2 separate regions of the Homo sapiens genome follow, and region 1 is linked to region 2. The links are chromatin loops, found by intact Hi-C in ENCODE. Cell type or tissue: ascending aorta. All regions are shown on one strand. Links, peaks and the distances in the headings refer to the core of each region. The heading gives the core; the rest is flanking DNA.

What was found. Peaks named below come from ENCODE experiments on the same cell type or tissue, not always from the same donor. Only the 100,000 strongest peaks of a DNase experiment are listed, where the experiment ranks them.
Region 1: a loop joins it to region 2, with 10 times the contacts of the local background. A loop is called at or near these places in 2 of 110 quality-filtered maps.

Annotation. Positions count from the first base shown.
Region 1 is chr9:8,780,761-8,791,480 of GRCh38, reverse strand. The region is part of intron 11 of PTPRD (protein tyrosine phosphatase receptor type D); the gene reads left to right. Among named protein-coding and RNA genes, the nearest start is that of PTPRD-AS1, 72 kb to the left of the region's middle. In ascending aorta, for the core only: no CTCF peak of the experiment used is centred there; no DNase peak of the experiment used is centred there; H3K4me3 peaks cover 3,234 bases; H3K27ac peaks cover 4,473 bases.
Region 2 is chr9:8,713,170-8,723,889 of GRCh38, reverse strand. All of the region lies in intron 12 of PTPRD (protein tyrosine phosphatase receptor type D), which reads left to right. It also overlaps the pseudogene RPL18AP11. Among named protein-coding and RNA genes, the nearest start is that of PTPRD-AS1, 140 kb to the left of the region's middle. In ascending aorta, for the core only: no CTCF peak of the experiment used is centred there; a DNase peak (open chromatin) is centred at 5,355; H3K4me3 peaks cover 1,078 bases; H3K27ac peaks cover 2,490 bases.

The DNA of each region.
Region 1 (10,720 bases), core at 1,592-9,591, 67 kb before region 2:
AGGCCAAGGTGGGCAGATCGTGAGGTCAGGAGTTCGAGACCAGCCTGACCAACATGGTGAAACCATGTCTCTACTAAAAATACAAAAATTAGCTGGGTGTGATGGTGTGCGCCTGTAATCCCAGCTACTCAGGAGGCTAAGGCAGGAGAATCACTTGAACCTGGGAGGCGGAGTTTGCAGTGAGCGGAGATCACGCCACTGCACTCCAGCCTGGGCAACAGAGCGAGACTCTGTCTCAAAAAGAAAAAGAAAAAGGAAAAAAAAAATTGTCTTCTCCTCTGCATTGTATTCTTTCTACATCCTTTGTCACTGTTTCTCATGTTTACCATTTTAATTTCCATGTAATTGGCCTCTTTGAGGATTCTACTTTCTTCTGCCTTTAGTTCACTCTCTCCATAGAAGCCAGTTGCCTTAAAAATCCTGATGTAATCTTGATATTCACCAGCTTCAAATATGGTGTGAGTCTTTATTGGCTATAGCAGCACTGCCTACTATCACTTTCCTCAATAACAAAAGCGTTCTGTATCTTCTGTTTTGTCCAGTATAGAGCTAGTAACCACACGTGGCGGTTGAGTACTTTAAATGTGGATAGTGAGACTGAGGGACCGAATTTTTACTTTTAATTTTAAATTAATTTAAATAGCTTTGGATAGCATAGGTCTATAGAATAAAGTACAACATTTCTGTTTTGTCACTACCCCCTTTTTTTTTTCCTTTCCCTACATACTAAGCAAATATACAAATTGTATGTATCTAATGTAATATTTTGCAACCTTTTAACCTCAATCCACACTAAAAAATGTTTTCTCTTGTGACTAAGGTATGCTTAGATATTCATACATGCTTAACAAGTATTAATTTATCATCTAGTACGTACAAAGCATTGTAGATGTATCTGTGAATAAAACAGATGCAGGCACCTGTAGTCCCAGCTACTCGGGAGGCTGAGGCAGGAGAATTGCTTGAACCTGGGAGGCGGCGGTTACAGTGAGCCAAGATCGCACCACTGCACTACAGCCTGGGCAACAGAGTGAGACTCCATCTCAAAAACACAAAATAAAACAAAAAACAGACAAGATTCCCTACTCTCCTGAGGCTAACACTTTATTGGACAAGAAAGACAATGTATAATAAATAATAAATTTATTTATTTTTTTATAAATGAGGCCAAGTGCAGCGGCTCACACCTGTAATCTTAATGCTTTGGAAGGCAGAGGTAGAAGGATCACTTCAGGTCAGGGGTTGGAGACCAGTCTGGGCAACGTAGTGAGATCCCGTCTCTACAAAAAATAAAAAAAATATTAGGCATAGTGATGCGTGCCTGTAGTCCCAGCTATTCAGGAGGCCAAGGCGGGAGGATTGCTTGAGCCCAAGAGTTTGAGGCTGCCGTGAGTGATGATGGCAGCACTGCAATTCAGCCTGAGTGACCCAGTGAAACCCTGTCTCAAAAAAAAGAAAAAGGCAAGTAAATAAATAATAAACACAATGAAAGTGAGTTGTATAGTATTGTATAGTGTATTAGAAGGTATAGTGGAATTTATCTGTCATTTCCATATGGTTCTTTTTGTGTCTTGTTTAAGAACTGCTTTCTACCCTCCAGATTCAAAGATACACTCTAGTCTTTTCTAAATGTTTTATAGTGTTAATTTTCACATTTAAGTCTTCAATCCACCTGGAATTTATTTTTGTGTATGGTGTGAGACACGGGTTGAATTCCACCCCCTCCCGATATGGGATGCTAATTCTCTGCTATTCTGGTTTTTTTTAAAGATGTTTCTGATTGTAACTCATTAAATTGATTTTTTTTGCCCCTCAATAATAAGGTACTAGCAGTTTAAAAAATTGCTCTACTGTTTCTAAACCACCTCTTAAATGCCCAGTGGCATTTACATTGCCAATAACGGAATTTAAACTTGAACTAGCTAAAAACAAACACCAAAGAAGACAGGAGTGCTAATATGGGTCACAGAACCTTAAGGCAGGGATGCAGCCTTAGGAATAGATTGAAATTCTACTGCTATGTGTACATCAATTCATACATTTTTCTACAGAGCAGGTCAGTGGGAATTACGGCTACTAACAGTTCCTGAGCTTTACATATCATGTATCCAACTACTGAAGGAAGTCTGTTTCCATTTATGTCCCACATTTTCATTGACACATTTTGGGTCAGACAACCACCTCTGTGCCAATCAGCTATGGTGGCTTCTGCTGCAAAATGTGGCAGATGAGAAGAGAGAACTTTTGGGCCAAATGCTGAAAAAACAATTCATTAGTAGAAGCATTAAGTATAATCTGTGTCTCGGGGTGCCTTTACTCATACTCTAATTGAGCCCATAAAATGGCATCTTTGGTGATGCCTTTGGAGTCATCCTTCAGGCAGTCAACTGGCTTCCTCTAAGCAAATGCTTCTTACTGGCCTCTCACAGTACTGCTTCTTATAATAATTGGAATGACTCAGTCCTGTGTCTGTTTTAGCTGTGAACTGTGATGCATATATATAGCTAGATAAAGTTATTTTTATGTAAAGTAATGTGACATTGATAAGGTCCAGTAAACATTAAATTGGTGATATAAGAACATCATAACATGTAAGACATCTTGCCTGTACTGGATTAAATTTCCATGAACTTCCAAAGTTGTACTGCACATTGCATCAATTCCTGAGTAAACAGTTGGTTGATAAATGAATTCTGTTCTTCGGAAGTGGGTTGGAAGCAATAGGATTGACTTGGGCTATTTTTCCTGATATTTTAAATTTGATTTTGCACTTGAAAACAGTTATGGCTGATTCGAATGATAAGAAATGTCATCAGTGTAGATGTTTGTTTTGATTTTCCTCCATAACTTTTCCTTTGCTGATTTTAAGGGAAACGTTTTTAGGCTAAGTTAAAAAATATCATCTTGGCCGGGCGCAGTGGCTCATGCCTGTAATCCCAGCACTTTGGGAGGCTGAGGTGGGCAGATCATCTGAGGTCGGGAGTTTGAGACCAGCCTGACCAACATGGAGAAACCCCGTCTCTACTAAAAATACAAAATTAGCCAGGCGTGGTGGTGCATGCCTGTAATCCCAGCTACTCGGGAGGCTGAGGCAGGAGAATGGCTTGAACCTGAGAGGCGGAGGTTGTGGTGAGCTGAGATTGTGCCATTGCACTCCTGCCTGGGCGACAAAAGCGAAACTCCATCTCACACACACACACACAAAAAAAAAAAAAAAAAAAAAAAAATCATCTTATATGAACCAAAAATATTTGGCTATGTTTTTCCATTATGGCCATGGTTACTCATAACCATTTTTTGCTTTCTTAATTTAGTTGTCCTAAATGAATTTTGAATGCAGAATAACAGATGTGATCAAGCACAGAATGTTTTCGATACATCCTGTTATTAAGAAAAAAATTTCTCCCTTATTTTGATGTAATGGAACATTTTCACAAAAGTAAGTAACTAAACTGGATTCATTTACTTCTCAAAGTTAGCAAATCTTTTACTTCTCAAAGTTAGCAAAAAGCACCTTTTAAATGTAAATAACACTTGTAGATAGGGTTAAAATGAGTTTTAAAAAAAGGTGATAGGGTGCAAAATGCTTCCTTTCTAGAGGTTGAAATTATAGTAAGCAAGATTATCCATCATTCATTTGGAAGATGACTGGGGTGGAGGCAGCATGAGTTGTGTTGCTGGGGCAGACATGACATAAAGGGTAGAGTCAGTACACATACTTGCAAAGATGTAGTTATGAGACCTAATAGGGACCTCTCTCCTGTCTTCCTGTCCTGTCCCATCTCTCCTTCCTTCCCCTCCTGTCATCTCCACATGACTCCCCTCTAATCTTCTCTCCTGCTCCGTTTCTCTACCTTCTTCAACTTTAGATATTTCACATATCTTTCCAGGGGGATTGAGAAAGATCCAGATGGATCTAGGCTTTATTCAATATCTTTTTTTTAACCAATATAGATTATTGTGTACACCCCTGTCCTAGACATTAATAGACTAGAAAAAGGCACAAATTATACATGTCAACTGGGGGAAAATGAGAAGGTAAAAAATTTTAAGATAAAGGGCAGGGAACAAATTGTCATCGTCAGAAATGAGGGATGTTTAAGGGGTTAGTACCCATTTTTAATATTAGAGAAATAATAATCCTCAAAGCAGCTTTGACTCCATATTGCTGTTGCTCAAGTAGAGTAACTAGAAGCTGAGTAAAGCTAGAAGTTGTGTGTTGAAAGTGTTGCTAGAAAAATCTGCTTAAGCAGCATGAGTGTCTAGCTTCCCAAGGTAACTATGGAAAAGGATGCAATAGCAATAGGAATGTGTAAGTTCTGGGCTGTTTAATATAGTTTTCTCAGGTCAGGCGTAGTGGCTCATGTCTGTAATTCTAGCACTTTGGGAAGCTGAGACAGGAGGATTGCTTGAGCCCAGGAGTTCGAGACCAGACTAGGCAACATCGTGAGACCCTGTCTACAAAAAAAAGAAAATATTAGCTGGGCGTGGTGGTGCGCACCTGTAGTCCCAGCTGCCACTACACTGCAGCCTGGGCAGCAGAGTGAGACCCTGTCTCTAAATAAATAAAGTAGTTTTCTCACCATGCTTTATATTTCCTCAGCAGACACCTAGGTATCATAATTGAAATAAACATTTCCTTAGGTGAGATACTTAAAATAGATTCACGCTCTGGGAATCAGTTTGTTAATGAAAATACACCCCTCGCCCCCCGCCCCCCCACCTTTTTTTTCCCTGAGGATTCAGGTATAAAACTCCAAATGTTTGACTGGGTGTGATGGCTCATGCCTGTAATCCCAGCACTTTAGGATGCCGAGGCGGGTGGATCACCTGAGGTTAGGAGTTCCAGACCAGCCTCGCCAACGTGGTGAAACCCCGTTTGTACTAAAAATACAAAAATTAGCCGGGCGTGGTGGCGGGCGCCTGTAATCCCAGCTACTCAGGAGACTGAGGTGGGAGAACAGATCTTTTGAACCCGGGAAGCGAAGGTTGCAGTTGAGCTGAGATGGAGCCACTGCACTCCAAGCTGGGCGACAGAGCGAGACTCTGTCTCAAAAAAAAAAAAAAAAAAAAAAAAAGAACTCCAAACTTTTCCTTTTTTGTCTGCCTGGAACAAATTTCAAAACATAGTGCCTAATACCTGCAAAAATAGAAATAACCACGGCATTGAACACACTTCAGTAATTGTTTTAGTTGAATTTATAGGATTAAAACAATTTCAGTGTTGACTGTTTAACAAAATGAAACTCATAGTTAACACAGGAACAAGTTCAATTATCTCTGAGTCGTTAATTTATGAATGGTTCCATGGCCATTTTCCATAGTAATGCTGAATCCCTCCCACCCTACCTTGTTCATATTCTGGGTCAGTATCTGAATTGCCACTAGCGGTGAACAATGTGTATGAGGTACACACACACACACACACACACACACACACACACACAACAAATTAAGCGGCTTCTCAGACTGCCTGTCTGGTGTTTGTTATCTATCTGTAGCAATTGGAAGTGATTCTGTTGGGCCATCTAAAGTGCACATTATAAAGGAAAAAGATTTTGCTTTTGTTTCCTTACTAGTAGCCATAGAAACTTTTAAAAACCATCTGTAATACATTACAGGAGAGTTTTTGTGTTCCTTATGCTTTTGCTAGTTTCTATTTGTATTATCTGTATATTGACTATAACCTCAGCTACCCTAGTTTGAAGCTTTACTTTAACTTACTGAACTTGAAGGAATTACAGATATTTTTACTCAATGGCCAGCATAACCACTCCTTGTTTAGCCACAGTACTTTTATATGGCTTCAGTGTGCTTTTATTTTTGTACTTTATTTGTTAAGCCGACTGGCAGTAATTCTGTGACATGGCTTTGACTGAGGAGTTGTAGCTGGTAGCCACAGCCTAGCTGATGGTCTTTAATATGGAGGCAGAGGGGCTGGCAGGAAGCAATAGTAAGGCGATTCACATTAGTTTCTTTTACTGCAAGTGTGAATACACACTATAGGTCATCAAAAGGATATTCAGGATTTTGTATTGTGGTTTGGACAGAACCATGACTATGTGAATTTACTGAAAAGGTTCTTGTTCTTTTGCCTTTGTAGCTAATCATATGTAATACAAGTCCCCTACTCCAGCCAGATTAAAACCATGGGTAATTCCTTTTGCACTAACTCTTAACATCTTCAATAGTTATGCCGGTATGACTGGGTTTCTCTTTCATTGATTAGTGTTTTTTTCCCCTGTTATTCTTCATCATCTCCTTGTTTCAGTCTCTTTTAAATATGTGTTCCCTCTTACCAAATTTCTTTTCTTGTACATATTTGTGTCTATACACCAAGTCCTGATTTTTGGTGGGCTGTGGGAGGCCTTGTTGTTTCTATTGAACAGCTTCATAAGGAGCCCAGCTGTTAGCTGTCAAGGGTTTTCTCTTTTATTAGTCTCAGAAGGCAGGACTGGCAGGGTGCAGCATGTTGGTACAAGATCCCAGCTGTTGTAATGGTGCTCTCGGAGTCCCTGATCATTTGAAACTTGAAGAAAATTTGACCTTATCATGGAAGTTGTTTCTGTTTGTTCATTTGTTTGTTTTTGAGGGGCTCGCAGTGCAAGATAAAAAGATGTAAATGATAACTGTAAGATATGGAGGCAGTATAGAGAAAAACGCGTGTTTCTGCTTTTCAAACTTTTTAGTAGCAGACATTTTTGGTATGGAGAGTTTAAGATACAGGGGGGATGTTAACTAATGTGGATGTAGAGAAATTTGTCCTGGCATATCTTTATTTGGTAAGCAGGCTAAGCAAACTTAGCAAAATTTATTCACGCTTTAAAAACATGAGATAAGAGCTCTTTCTCAGAGGCACACTCTTAAAAGTTTTGCCGAATTGGAAAGGTTCTGACGCTGTTTAATTAAAAGAAAAATGCAATAAAACCAGATTCTGTTTAAAAGGATTTTGCTTCTTTATGTAGCCTTGTCTTTCAGGTTCTCTGGGTGGCTTCTCTATGCCAGGATCCTTGGGAATAGTTTGATAAGCCGACCAAGTTATTGAATAAAGAGAATCATACACCTTAAGCAATGAAAATATCTGCCTTTACTTCATTGTGAAAGATTGACAGACAAGAACACACGTAATAGCATGCATTTACGTTTAAGAAATGAAATTTATTTAAAACTGGGAACCTTGAGAGAAAAGCTTGGTTGGGACTGAGTCATTACCCAGTTAAAAATAACCTTTCCAGGTCATGTCGTTTTGTTTGCCACAGTGAAATAAGTTTATTTCAGCAGAATGAAGCCATTATTAGCTTGGCAGAGTCCACTTGTCAGAATTTTATGGAGCACAACACCGTTTGGCTGGGAAATTCAATAAATACTGTAATGTGAGAGGAGTTAAACTCCAAGGGCTGAAGGGGCAAAGAGTGGAGGATTTGTTGCTAATTCATTGTTTCACAGCTCCAATAAGAAAGCATGAGGATATATGACGAATTATCATTAGAGGTCAGGCGCACAACCCTTTCGTGAATTACCAAAGCAGCAGGACTTGTGAGTAAAATAAAAACTTTAAGCTGTGTTAGGATGTATAGCACTGAAGGGGTAGCGTAAATATTGAGTGTCTCGATGCTCAAGTTTTTTATTTTTCTTTTTTGGAGGGTAATATGTCTTCTTTACCTGCCCTCCTGCTCTATCTGGGAATTTGTAAAGGAATAAAATACAGTTGAAAATCCTATGACAGTAGAATCCAGCCATCAGACCAGTACTGCAATATTGAAACGGAACTGAGCCGTTTGTCATCTTAACAATCTGGGAAACCAAAGCAGTGGCCACTCTCAAGCACCAGTGGGCTTCACCTTGAGGTATGAGGTAGTGTGTTCTAATGACCAGGGTATGGTGGGACTAAATTCCTACTTCTGTCACAATGTCACCGTTGACAAGTTATGTAACTTAAGTAGGCCTGGGCTTTTTTATCTGCAAAACGGTGTCAAGTAATAGTATTTATTTACTCCATAGAATCACTTGGGGATAAAATGAAAGAATACATATAAAACTTCAGTACAGCATCCATCATGTAGCAAAATAAACCGTAATGACTTCATACTTTTCAGTTGAATTTGAGTAGGAAACACCAGTTACTTTATGATATACAGAAAGTTACTAATACTAGGAAAAGTCTTTAACTTTGTGGGAAATTAATAACTCCAACATTGTGCTCTATTTATGTCATTATTCATTCACTTGTGAATGTCAATGTACAACTTTTTTATATAATTACAATCATTTTGAACTTTTTTTGTTCTGACTTTAAAATGGATTTCTTTATGAAAATTTCCGTTCTTCGTTATGATTCATATATGATATTTTCAAGTTTAATATTCTGGTCATGTTGATATGCTGTAATTTGCTCGAACTTCTTGTGGTGGGTTGTTGAATTTAAAACTGAAATTGAGTCTTGAGGAATGGGTAAGATTTAGTTGGATGGAGAAAAACTGCAAGGGTAGAGAAGAAACCTATTTTGAGATAAAACATCACTGCTTACCTATTTGGAGCTTTTCTGGCTACGTAGACTATTGAATTTCACATGAAAAAGAAGTGTAGGCCAGGCGTGGTGGCTCAGGCCTGTAATCCCAGCCCTTTGCGGGGGGCCAAGGAGGGCAGATCACGAGGTCAGGAGTTCGAGACCAGCCTGACCAACATGGTGAAACCCTGTCTCTACTAAAAATATAAAAATTAGTCAGGTGGTGGTGTGCGCCTGTAATCCCAGCTACTCCGGAGGCTGAGGCAGGAGAATTGCTTGAACTCGGGAGGTGGAGGTTGCAGTGAGCCGAGATTGTGCCACTGCACTTCAGCCTGGGCAACGGGGCGAGACTCCGTCTCAAAAAAAAAAAAAAAAAAAGCGTTAAGTATTTCTGTTTTCATGAGTGTCTCAGCACTGAAATAGGTTGAGGGTTCCCTTCCCATTTACCTTGAAAAGGGTGTTTGGCATATGTTTTAGCCATATGATGAAAAGAAATTGAGGATATAAAATTACAGTTAGATAGGAGGAGTAAGTTCAGGAGATGTATTGCACAACATGGTGACACAGTTAATAACAATGTATTGTAAACTTGAAAATTGCTAAAAGAGTAGATTTTGAATATTTTCACCATAAAAAAGTTGTTGACTACAGTTAATAACAATGTATTATAAACTTGAAAATTGCTAAGAGTAGATTTTAAATATTTTCACCGCAAAAAGTGAGGCATAGATATTTTAATTAGCTTGATCCATTCCACAATATATACATGTATATTTTGTATATGTACACATATGCAATTTTATACCATAAACATTATGGTATGTTTTATACCATAAACATTATGGTATGTTTTATACCATAAACATTATGGTATGTTTTATACCATAAACATTATGGTATGTTTTATACCATAAACGTAAAACATTATGTATACATAATAAACATACATAATATGCATAATATATATACAGTTTTTGTCCGTTTGAAAAATAAAAAAAAAAAGAAATTGAGGATGTCCACTGCTAACACCATACTTTTAAATTGATTTACTAGAATGTCTTATGGATGGACCATGAGCTGACCCACTTGCTGGCCTGTTAGGCATACAGAGTGACATGGAAGGACCTTTCACAATGTGATAAGTTACTAGGACCTTAAATATAGAGAAGACACTAAACTTGTTTTGGGAAAACGTACTCATTGTAATATGAAAGTATAGTTTGCATCATTTGCTTGTCAGCCTGACCTTCCTGCATCCCCTGCACAGTCTGATTAAGATTCAGAGAGCCTTGGAATTCATTTCATTTCATTAAAGCACTGCCCCAGAGTCCATTATTGCAAAATATTAGCATAGTGCTCCATGTGACCTTTAAAAGCTTAGAAAATGATAGAGTTTGACTCTTTCTTTATTTTAGTGCTTTGGATAATGCTTTTTTCCTGTTTTCCTATACTAATGAGTTGTACTCTTACTTTAAAACCTGCCTTCTGTTTTCAGTAAATCTTTTGACATATCTTTTTCTCAGCTAGGACACAGGTCTCCTGACTGTGTCTTTCTTCTTTCCCTTACTACCTTTATCTCCTAAGGGTATTTTCCTTGGAACTGGTAATTTTCACTCAAATGGATTAATATGGATACCACACCACAGGCTTCAGAGACAGCTTTTAAGCCTTCTGGAGGAGTTGCCAAAGTCATTTAAAGAGCAGCCCCCTGACTCTTAAGATTCTTTAGATAAAGAGTGCACCTCTGGACAGCTGATTGCCCCCTGCCGATGATAAATTCTCTTTCTTGTATCATTCCTTCAGTCTTGAAGTGGTACCAAGGCAAAGCCTTTTGCTGGTCATAAACTGCAGAATCTTTTAATCAGGGACTGGAAAAAAAAAAGTGGTTGGTGAAATTGGAGCTAACCATCCCGCATCCTCCTATTGAATTGTACTTGTAAGTACAGTTAAACCTAAAGAGAAGATTTCTTCAGAGTGTAATAGCTCCCCTGGGTATTTTTCACTGGAGCAGGTTAATTTATACTTACAATATCTGACCACAGCTGATCAATAGCAAATCTGTGATGTGCAGAAGGAAGCACTGGAGATACTGTAAGCAAACGTACCTCCACAATTGATACACATACAACCACTTCCGAGATTATTTTTGGCACAATCTCCTTCCTTTTCTGGCATCTATAAACTGGGGTTTAAGGATGACTTATTTGTTTCTTT
Region 2 (10,720 bases), core at 925-8,924:
TCGTCAGTTTAAAAAATAGCACACAATCTATTCCTTTTAAGCTAAAAATACGGAAAGTATAACAAATCTACTAAACCAAGTATGTTTTCTTAGTTTTTTTGTGTGTAAAGATAAATATATAGAGAAACATATACTTAAACCTTTTTAAGATGCTTATAAAGGAGTGAGAGAAAAATAAAATGCCATTGTTTGTCACTAAAAGTCATTTAAACCTTTAATCTACAGTGATTTTAGGTTGATAGAAACTCCTCTAATATCTATACTTATCTTTTAAAACAAATTTCAGTAACATTTCATTTAAAAGTAATAATACTTTTCATTCAGCGCATGACTACAGTGTGCCTCCAATAAGCCAGATCCAGATTCCTGTTACCACAGACTTTATATTCTAGTTGGGATGTTGTGGAGAAAGGAGCAGTGCAGCAAGACATGGCTATGGGCAACAAGTCACTGAACGGCGTGACTTTGGAGAGTGATAAATGCTGCAAAGATCGTAAAACAGCATGATGTAATATGAGAGTAAGAGAGGATATGAAGGGAGAGGATAGGTCTTGGTTTGGTTTGTCATATGTCAAGGAAGGTGTTACTGAGTGAGATACAACACTTGAGCCGAAGAATGGGAAGGGTCCAGCTATGAAAAAATGGAGTTCAGAGCATCCAGGCAGATGGGGGAATGAGTGTAAAGACCTTAGTGCAAGGAGGGAGCCTAGTGTGTTCAAAGGACAAAATAAGGTCCAGGAGACACATCATGGGGCCCTGGAGGTCGTATAAAGGGTTCGGATTGCTGGGCTAGGTATAGGAGAGTATGTAGGGAAACACATATATTATTGGGACATCTATTTATTAAACTTGAATTAGGTACTACTGTTCTCTACTAGGACAAAATGTGTATATATTTTTCCACAAATAGTGCATTGAAGGTTTGATACAACCTCCTGATCAAGTTATAAACTCACTGTCTAAACAGCTTAACTGAAATTTTCTTTGCACCAGCCGATATAGACTTGCAACACCAAAGACTTTGGTAAATAAAAGCACAAATGTCTGCTTTTAGCTCGTTATCTCTGGTCAGTTTTATTTTTCTTTTAAAGCAGATGATAGTTTTACATTGGAAACATGCAATTAAGTCTACACTTTCCTTCATCAATATCCATAGCTGCAGATAGTGAAGGACGGTACATTTGTAAAGTAAGGCTGTTATTGGAGGGTGATGGTCAACATAGAATTGCAGGGAAGAAAGGAACTTCAATAGGGCTTTTCCCTATATGCTTCCATTTTGTCAAAATTACAGCAATAGGATTCCTAAGTGATTTGTTGAAGTCCCTATATAGATTAAAGCTTTTTAATAAAATATTTCCTGGTAAACTTCTTCCATTTAAGAAAAAAAAAAACCCTTTATTGTTTATATGATTTAACATATTTGGATTTATTTTAAGACCAATGGGAATGTAAGGTAATACATAAAATGATTATTAAACCATAACTTAAATGTTTTCTCTAAAATAGTACATGGTGTTAGTAACCAGATTTGCCTTAAATAATGGCTCCCTTGCCTACCAGGAGCAATTTTCTCAATTCTCCTGGGAGGATAATTGAGAATAGGTAGGAGAATTCTGACCCTTTGGCAATGCTCACAGCTCTCACAGGCTCCTGTGAAGTTTAAATGAGATCCTGAATGTGAAGTCCTGTGAGGTTCAGTTTTCATTCTGTTCTTTCTCTCTGTACACACACACACACACACACACACACACACACACACACACACAGAGTAATACTTAATGTATGGAGAAATCAGCTATTTAACATTTTTGACCTATTGAGATGATTTTTCTTATCAAGGAATTCTACTCAGGAAGCAGCTTACAGTCCAGTTGTGACAACCCAGTGGTCTCTCAACATTGAGAACTGTCCCCTGAGGGGGGCAAAATCACCCAATTGAGAACCACTGATGTTGCTTGTGAAAGCTTTGGAACAGAAGGTTGGAGCAGAGGTTAGGAGAGATAGATAATGCCCTTCTAATTAATATGGGGTTTGGAAGGGAGAAATTTTGTTAGAAATATGATAGACCTTTCACAAGCTCTTGAAATCAGCTGTGCGAATTGGGAAAGAGAAATCGTAGTTCTGTGTAATATCTGTAAAACCAGAAGCAGATTGCCTTATCACTTTATGTCTCAGTTTTTGTTGTCTGGAGTATTAGATGATAATTATAGGATTGCTGTAAAGACAAAAGCAGGTTAAGCAATGTAAGGTGTTTAGTACTATGCCTTGCACATAGTAAATGCTAAATAAACATTAGCCATTATTATAAACTATTTTATGGTATATTAATTTTGTTAATATTTTATTTTTATCAATAAAATTAATTTTATCTTAATTAATTACCACAGTGATTGTGATACCTTTCACTTGAATACTTGAATAATGATTTAAACACTTTATCTTTCTTTTTTTTTTTTTTTTGAAATGGAGTCTCACTCAGTCGTCCAGACTGGAGTGCAGTGGTGTGATCTCGGCTCACTGCAACCTCTGACTCCTAGGTTCAAGCGATTCTTGTGCCTCAGCCTCTCGAGTAGCTAGGATTACAGGCATGTGCCACCATGCCTGACTAATTTTTGCATTATTAGTAGGGATGGGGTTTTTGCCATGTTGGGCAGGCTAGTCTCGAACTCCTGACCTCAGATGATCCCCCTGCCTCGGCTTCCCAAAGTGTTGGGATAACAGGTGTGAGCCACTACGCCCAGCCAGTTTAAACACTTTATCTTCTTAATCTCATTTGTTCCTGAATATTCTAAGTGTAGGCAACATAATTTTTATCCTCCTCACTTCTCAGATTAAAAAAAAAAAAAAAAATCCAAGGGTCAGAGTAGATGACCTGCCTAGAGCAAAAAGGTGAATAGGTGATGGGGAAGGACCTAAAACACACACTCATGATTCCCTGTCCAGAGAAGAGGCAGAACAGCTGAAAAGAGCAGGCAAGAGAGCTCAAAATGCACAGCAGCCAGAGGGCCCAAGAGATGCCAGTGGGCATCAGGTCCAGAGTTATCCAGGTTCATTGTAGTTACTATGCCCCTCATTGATAGTCATCTTCAGGCCCTAGAGTCATGGAGGAAAGTTATGTCACAGTCACAGCTTACACACTGTGTAAGAATTGAGAAGCACTGAGTGGCTTTTAGAATGGCTTCTAATTTCAATTAAAAAAAAACACATCAATTTGGAAATTTTTGATTTCTGTGTGACTAGTGTTTCACTATAAAATGATTTCCATTCTTTTATTAGGCTTTCTTGTTCTTATTTGTCAATTTGATTATAAATTGTCAGCAGTAAGGTCTGCTTTCAAGATTTTGTCATTGTGATCATGTTGTCACTTTTTACTCATCATCATGGTGTGGTAAATTGGAAATCATGGCCAAAATATTTTACAGTTCCTCTCATCAAGGTGCAGTCCGTTTCCCCACTCCTTGAATGTGGGTTAGTCCCCTGACTGGCTTTGATCAGTAATAGGAGGGTGCAGAAGTGGTAGTACACCAGCTCTGGGCCTGGCCCTTCAGCAGCCTGGAAGCTTCTACTTTCACTCTCTGACATATTGAGTCATCATAGCAAGATGCTCAACTGCCCTGCTGAAGGGACCCCACAGAGAGGGAGAAATACTCAGCCAGCCCACACCTGTTGCAGCTGTCCCAGGTGAGGAGCTAGATATAAGAGCCAAGCCATCTTGGCATTCCAGCCAGAGTCCAGCCTCTTCTTCATGACTATAAGCCATATGAGTGACCACATGGGAGGTGGAGTTTAAAATCTTCTAGCTGAGGCCTGGAGGGAAGAATCATGTGCAAAGAAATCTTTGCCTTAAGCCATTTTTGAAGGGGTTTTTAACACAGCAATAAATAGCTGAAACACATGGTGATTACTGTTATCAAAATGAAGCATCTACCAGCTTGAGGAACAATCTTAGACCTGCAGTTTCCTCTGGAACTGTAACACAGATGGTATTCTAGATAACACACTTTTAAATGCAAGGTTTTTTTTTTTTCTTTTTCTTTTTTTTAGAGTAAATGAACACATTGATATACATTAGCTAAAGCCCTACTTGGCGCTAACATTTTAAAAGCCTTATACATTTTGCATGCCTTTTGACCAGAGGTCAGCAAATGTTTTCTGTAAAGAGCTATATGGTAAATATTGTTGGCTTTGTGGGTCTCTATCACAGCTATTCAACTCTGCCACTGTAACAAGAAAGTAGCCACAGCCAATACAAAATAAATGGGTAAAACAGTATTCCAATAAAACTTTATTTAAAAATACGTGCAGTGGGCCAGATTGTTCAAGAGTCCTAGTTTGATCACTCCTGCTTTTGACCTTACTCACCTGCAACTCCTCATCAGACAGGAGAAAGTGGAGAATATCAGCAAAGGACCTTGTTTAACCTGATGAAGTTAGTTAAAGGGAAGAGATTAGTTTGATTAGCCTCCTTTATCACTTTGCTTTGTTAGTAATGTTTATTGGGAGCAGATTAATTAGAAGAAATATGTTCAAGGAGCACATCTCTTGATAAACATAGATGTCTAATGGCGCTTAACCTTTAAAATGTATGCAGAAAAAGCTTTGCATGTTATTGCTCTTCATGTCTTTTGGGGGTGCTTCAGGTATTCAGCTGTTAGTGCCATTTCAAATTGCAAACTCCTGAAAAATGAATAATTTATCAGCTGAGGGATAGTTTTCATTGCACGGTGTGCCTGACATTTGGAGCTATGAACATCTTAAAAAAGAGGAAAAAAGTGCTGGAAAGTATTACATTTGCTTGGAAAGTTGTAAGGGGTCTGTGAAGAAACAGTTTGTAATCATGGGTCTCGAAGCCTGAGATTGGTTTCATAAAGGCAAATAAAAGCACAAAAGTCATGGTGAATTTGATCACATTATAGATGCTTCTGGTGTAGATATACTCTGTACCATTTTGGTGCTTATAAATCAAAAGCAAAATAAAACTAATGAGAAAACACCATTGATCCAGCAGCAAACGCTCGGAAATAACACTACGCTCCATCGTGCCAGCAAACTGAAACGCTTTTGTGGGAGGTGGGAATGAGAAGGTTCAGAATTGGAATCCCTGGCTCACGTGGGAAAATTTAAGAACGAACTATGGTCAGCTTGTCCTGGCAGTAAATAGGAGGCACACGTTTCTGCAGATGTAGGAAGGGCATACCTATATTCTTGTAAGGACTGAGGTTGTTTAGAATTGTATAGAGAAGGCGGACTAATTAGATTAAACAAAACTCTTGGCTTAATATGAAGGAAAATGACTAATAGTTAAGTCTATTCAACTATGGTGTAAACTCTCAGGGGAAAGAGTGAGAGCCCCACAGCATGACTCATTTGATGTAAGCAGCAGAAACCACTGTGGAGAACTACTATTTCTGAAATAATCCAAACTACATCAGAAAAGGTTATAAAAAGACTATTTAGCAACTGAACAACACATACTTCTTTTTCATTTCAATTGTTGTGATTTGGAGTGAGAGGGAAACGAGGGGTATTATGATAATTATAATAAAACAGTTACTTGCGTTCTGAGATCTAGTTTCTCTAGAGAGCTTGTAGTTTAACAAATGAATCTGACACCCCTACTGGGCAGGGAATAATTGGCTTAAATCCCTTTGGTGTATTTACTCAGGCCACTAGATTGCTTTTTCTAGCCTGAAGAAAGCTTTGACAAATTATGATCACCAACATTTTGCTAGCCCAAAAAGTGCTTTCTGATTTTCCAGCTTTACAAGCATTCTCCCCTTCTCCCTTTCTTACTTCACAGCTTTGCCTTTCAGGTCTCACCTCCTCTTCCAGGTCCATCTTTTTCTGCTGTCTTCATCCACTCTTATTTAGTGCTCACTATGTTGCAGGCATTTGAGTTACAAGGAAGATAGACCCAAGTCACTGCTGTCAGACTAGTGGTAAAGATAATTATAATAAAGGGAATTCAGGGCAGGAGGTAGATATATGCACAGGATGCTACCAGGAGCGGGTTCCTTATTGGAATTTACAGGGAATGTTCATAGGTGTGCCGGAGACAGAGAAATTGTGGAGGGCATTAAGGCAAAGCTAATGATCTTGGAACTTGTCCGGTAAAACGGTGATTCTCAACTTGATAAAACATCAGAATCACTTGGAATAGAATGTAGACATGTAGGCCCCACACCAACTAATTTAATAAAAACATGTGAAGGTGAGGATCAAGCATAGCTAATTTAAAAAATGCCCCTCAGTTTATTCTCAAGTGAGGCTGAGTATTACAAATTACTAGGGAACCCAGTGAAAGTTTTAAACTGGGAAGTGTTGTGGCCTGACTTGAATTTTCAATAGGTCACTGGCAGCTATGTGGAGGATGCGTTGGAGGGTGGAAGACCAGTTAGGAGACTGCTGTGAAGTCAAATAGAATGAGGGTCTTGAGGATCTGAACTGTATTTTTGAATATGGGATACCAAAGGACCCTATACAAAACTTATTCAAGAGGTGGAATTTGCAGGATGTCATGATGAGTTGACTTTATAAGTGCTTGATGAGTCATAGAAGGGACAGCCAGAGAGGATGAGACGTAGGTTGGGGAGGATACACTTTGTGTATTTCTCTTCCATCCCTGCTTCTCCCCCCAACACACCTAATGCACATTGATACGGTTTTTGTGTCTCTCCTAGAGGTATCATAGTTTTCATATGTTACTTTTAGATGTATTTGTCTAACTTTTCTTTCTTTAATTCTTTTTTGAGACAGTGACACACTCTGTCACCCAGGATGGGGTACAGGTGCAACCCCTGCCTTCTGGGCTCAAGGACATCAGCCTCCCCAGTAGCTGGGATTACAGGCACATGCCACCATGCCTGGTTAATTTTTTGTATTATTTTGTAGACAAGGGGTTTTGCCACGTTGTCTAGGCTGGTCTTGAACTCTTGGGCTTAAGCTATTTGCTCCCCTTAGCCTCCCAGAGTGCCCAGCCTAAAATTTTCAATTCTCATACAAGTTTATTTATTCATCTCAGATTCTGCCTCACCCCCAACCCCCTACATTCCAATACTGGGCCTTCCATACAGCCAGTGACCAGGAGAGTAACATTCATTATTGAGGTAGGCCAGTTCAACTGTTTCGAAAGTTTGTGTTGTATCTCATGAGGGAAGCCACCACCCATTCTCTTCTTCCTATTTGGGAGTGCATGCTCCGGATCCTTTGATTTTCCTAGTGCAGCTTAAAGTCTAGGTTTATATGTGAACCATCCCCTAGGTTTTACAATAATATTGAGGCTAAAGGAAGTACATCTTTGGGATGGATCTCGTCTGCGACTATAGGCTTTCAATCTCTGTGTAGGGCCTCTAGAAATTTGTAGAACTGAAATGAATAAAATTTCTCAATACCAGCAGTTTCCAGCTATTTCTGTGCTTAACAATAGGAAATGTAAGAATTGGCAGCAAACATTTGGGCTGATTCTGTTTGTGTAAAGTGAATTAGAGAATGGATTCTATTACCTAGTATCTTACACTAAAATATGAAGCAGAAGGACACATTTGAAGTACTTTAACCACAATTACATAGATACTTCTAGTGAATGTGAATTTGGGATGATGAATTATTCATTTAAATCCTTTGGTTCTCCTTGTAGGTTCTAACAATGCCAGGTTTACAGACCTTAGGTGTCTCCTAGCCCAAGGGTGGGGAGAGAGGCTCCCCCTCTCTTCTCCTGGTTTCATCCATCCTCTGGAGTCAAGTTATTAGGTTATTAGGTTGGTGCAAAGGTAATTGCGGTTTTCGCAATTAAATAGCTTGGTTGCTGGAGCTCCTTTTTTCTCTTAGGGACTGCTGTGGCTACCCAATGTGAAGCCACAGACCTGTTAAGGCTAAAGAGCAGGTGAACAGTAGTTCAGCCAGTGAATTAGCATTTCAAGGGCCAGTGCTCCAAAGGGCATTGCCCAAGTGAGCAGCTAAGTAGAAGCAGGAATTTACTCATACTGTAATGTCTGTGTACTATTTCTGTGAAAATGACTTTTGAATTGTCTGAAGGCTAAACATTTGGTGCTAAACTTTAAACTTATCTATTTTGTTGTAATTGTCTCTAGAATGTACTTTGCCTGTCTCAATATTAAAGAGATCAAATGAAACATGATTGCTGCTTGATTATTGAGGTGACACTAATTAGGAATATCAATTTATATTTTTCTCTGTTAAGAGGCCCTGAGGAATGACTGTGGTAGATCGTTGGCCTGACTGTTGCATTTTTGTAGGTCCGTATGTGTTTTATAACTTTAGTTAGAAGAAATATGGTGTGGTGGGAAGAGCATTGGTTTTTAAATAAAATGATCTGAGTTCAAATCCTGTATTTTGCTATTTACTGGATAAGTGGTCTTGGTCAAGTTTGTTAACCTCTCTGAGCATATATATTTTTTAATTTTATGCAGCTTCTATATATTCTACACCTACTGCCCGCCAGCATATCGCTGGATGCTGGTGGTATGATGGCAAGATGGGAACAGGTAGGGTCTGTGCACTCCTGTAGCTTCCAGGCTAATCTTAGGTTGCTCATCTGTGAAATGGGTGTGAGAACCTCATCCTGCAGTTGTTATGTGTTGTGTGAGAATTAACTGGGATAATGTGTTTGAGGTCCTGGCAGCGATTAGAGGCTCATAATTGGTCGATGTAGCTGTAGGATTTGCTTTTTCTGCTGAGCTTAGTTGATGACACCTTCTAATTTGCTACCTTAAATTTACAGCAGCTATTTTTTTTTTTCATAGATCTTTTGTGCATTCACATTTTAACTCACAGATATTGTTCAGGTCTTGGAAGTGTGAGCTTTCTCTCTTTCTTCTTGAATGTCTTGTATATAGGTCCTTAAGCAACTCATTCATTTCAGAGATATTCTTTTTATTCTAGGCTTTTGAGATACAACAGTGACCAAGACAGACAAAAAAAAAAATCTTGCACCATTAAGGTCGCATTCTAGGGGGCTCTAAATTATGAAATTGAACAATAAATACAATATAATAAACAATACAATTGATAAATAGGAAAGTATATTATGTGTTCAAAGGTGACCTAAGTATTATGGTGGGAGAAAGACCAGAGTAAGGGAAATCAGGAGGGTGCATGATGGGGGTGGGTAGGGGTTCAGATGTGATTTAAAATTGGGTAGTCAGGTCAGTGAGAAAGTGACATTTAAGCAAAGATTTGAAGGAGGTAGGGAAGTTAGCCATGGGGAGGAGTATTCCAGGCCAGGAAAACAGCCAGTCCAAAGACCCTAGGGCAGGACCTTGACTAGCAGGTTCTAGGAATAGCAAGGGGAATGAATGGAGAAAATGTAAAGGATTAGGAGAAAAACCTTGTACAGAGATCCTATAATGGGGAGGTATTCTACTGCGCACCAAGCTATCTGGAGGTCAGGCTTCCTGGAAGCAACAGGAGTATTTAGGAGTTTGCTAGTGATGTTGGGATTTAAGAGCCAACAGGCAGAAAAAAAAGCTTGTGCCAAGGCTCAAAGGAATATGACTAGTGTCTGCAAAGGGCAGAATAAAGGAGGCCGTGATATAAAACAAAACAAAACAAAACAAAAAAAAACCCAATAAGCTGTTAAAGGGGAAAGGTAAAGATGATTATATTTGTGCTTTGTTAGGATTACTCTGATTACAATATGGAAAATAATCATTGCTCTTGATGGCACTGATAACTGAGACACAAAAATTTTCTCCTGAAGTGATGGATGTCCAAGAACAAGTAGATTATATAGATCATCTCTTTAGGTTTGTGACCCGCTTCTCATCTGATCCACCTTAGGCTTTAATTAGGGCCGTTATTCATTATTATGGCCAATAGTAAATTTCTTGCCAGGATACTCTGACTTGTAGCATTCTGATAGGACTAACTGATTCAAAGCCTGAAATTGAGTCACTGTGTACCAAGGTCAGGCCTCACTAATTCTCACCATGGTCCTCCAAGTTATGCGTCAGTGGATAAAGATTTTTTTTTTTTTCCACCGGGGCGTTCCTGAGTTTATTTGGGGCGCACCCGGGCGAGGGCCCTGCACCTAGAAGAAGGTGTTGGGCCTCTTGGTGGTGAATCGTGGCTTGTGCTGAAGGCGCAGGACCCGGTGGGGCAGCGGGAACTTGATCTTGCAGTCGTGGAACTGCTTGACAGCCTGCCGGCGTCACTTGCTGGCCGCGATCTCTTCCACCATCATGATCTGAATGGAGTGGGCCCGGGCGCGGTGCCGGGCGCCCATGTCTCGGTAGCACTGGGTGACAGCGCCCGCGGTGGTCAGGTCCCGGTATTCCCGGTACATGTTGTGGGTGCCGCTCCGGGAGTCACAGCGCAGCCAGATCCCGAAGTTCTTCACCCGCAGCGGGGACTTCTCAAACACCTGACCACAGTAGACAGTCTCCCCTGAAGACTTCTTCATTTTCTTTAACTGAGATACGAAGTACCAGAAGCGGGACTTGGCGACGACACGATTAGGTGCAAAGATTCGCATGCGGTAGAGGGGCGGTGTGTGGCATTTGGGAGTGGGCAGGCGGCGACCCACTACTTTGTACTCTCTTAGTGTGCCCGAGGCCTTCATGGCGTCCTCTCCGCGCTCGCCGCCACCCGCAAAAGCTCAGTGGATAAAGATTTTAAGTGGACAATTGGAGACTCAGTTTAGGAGCGAACTGGATACCAAATTTCAGATCAAATGTTTGACCCTGAAATTCTGGCACTGACA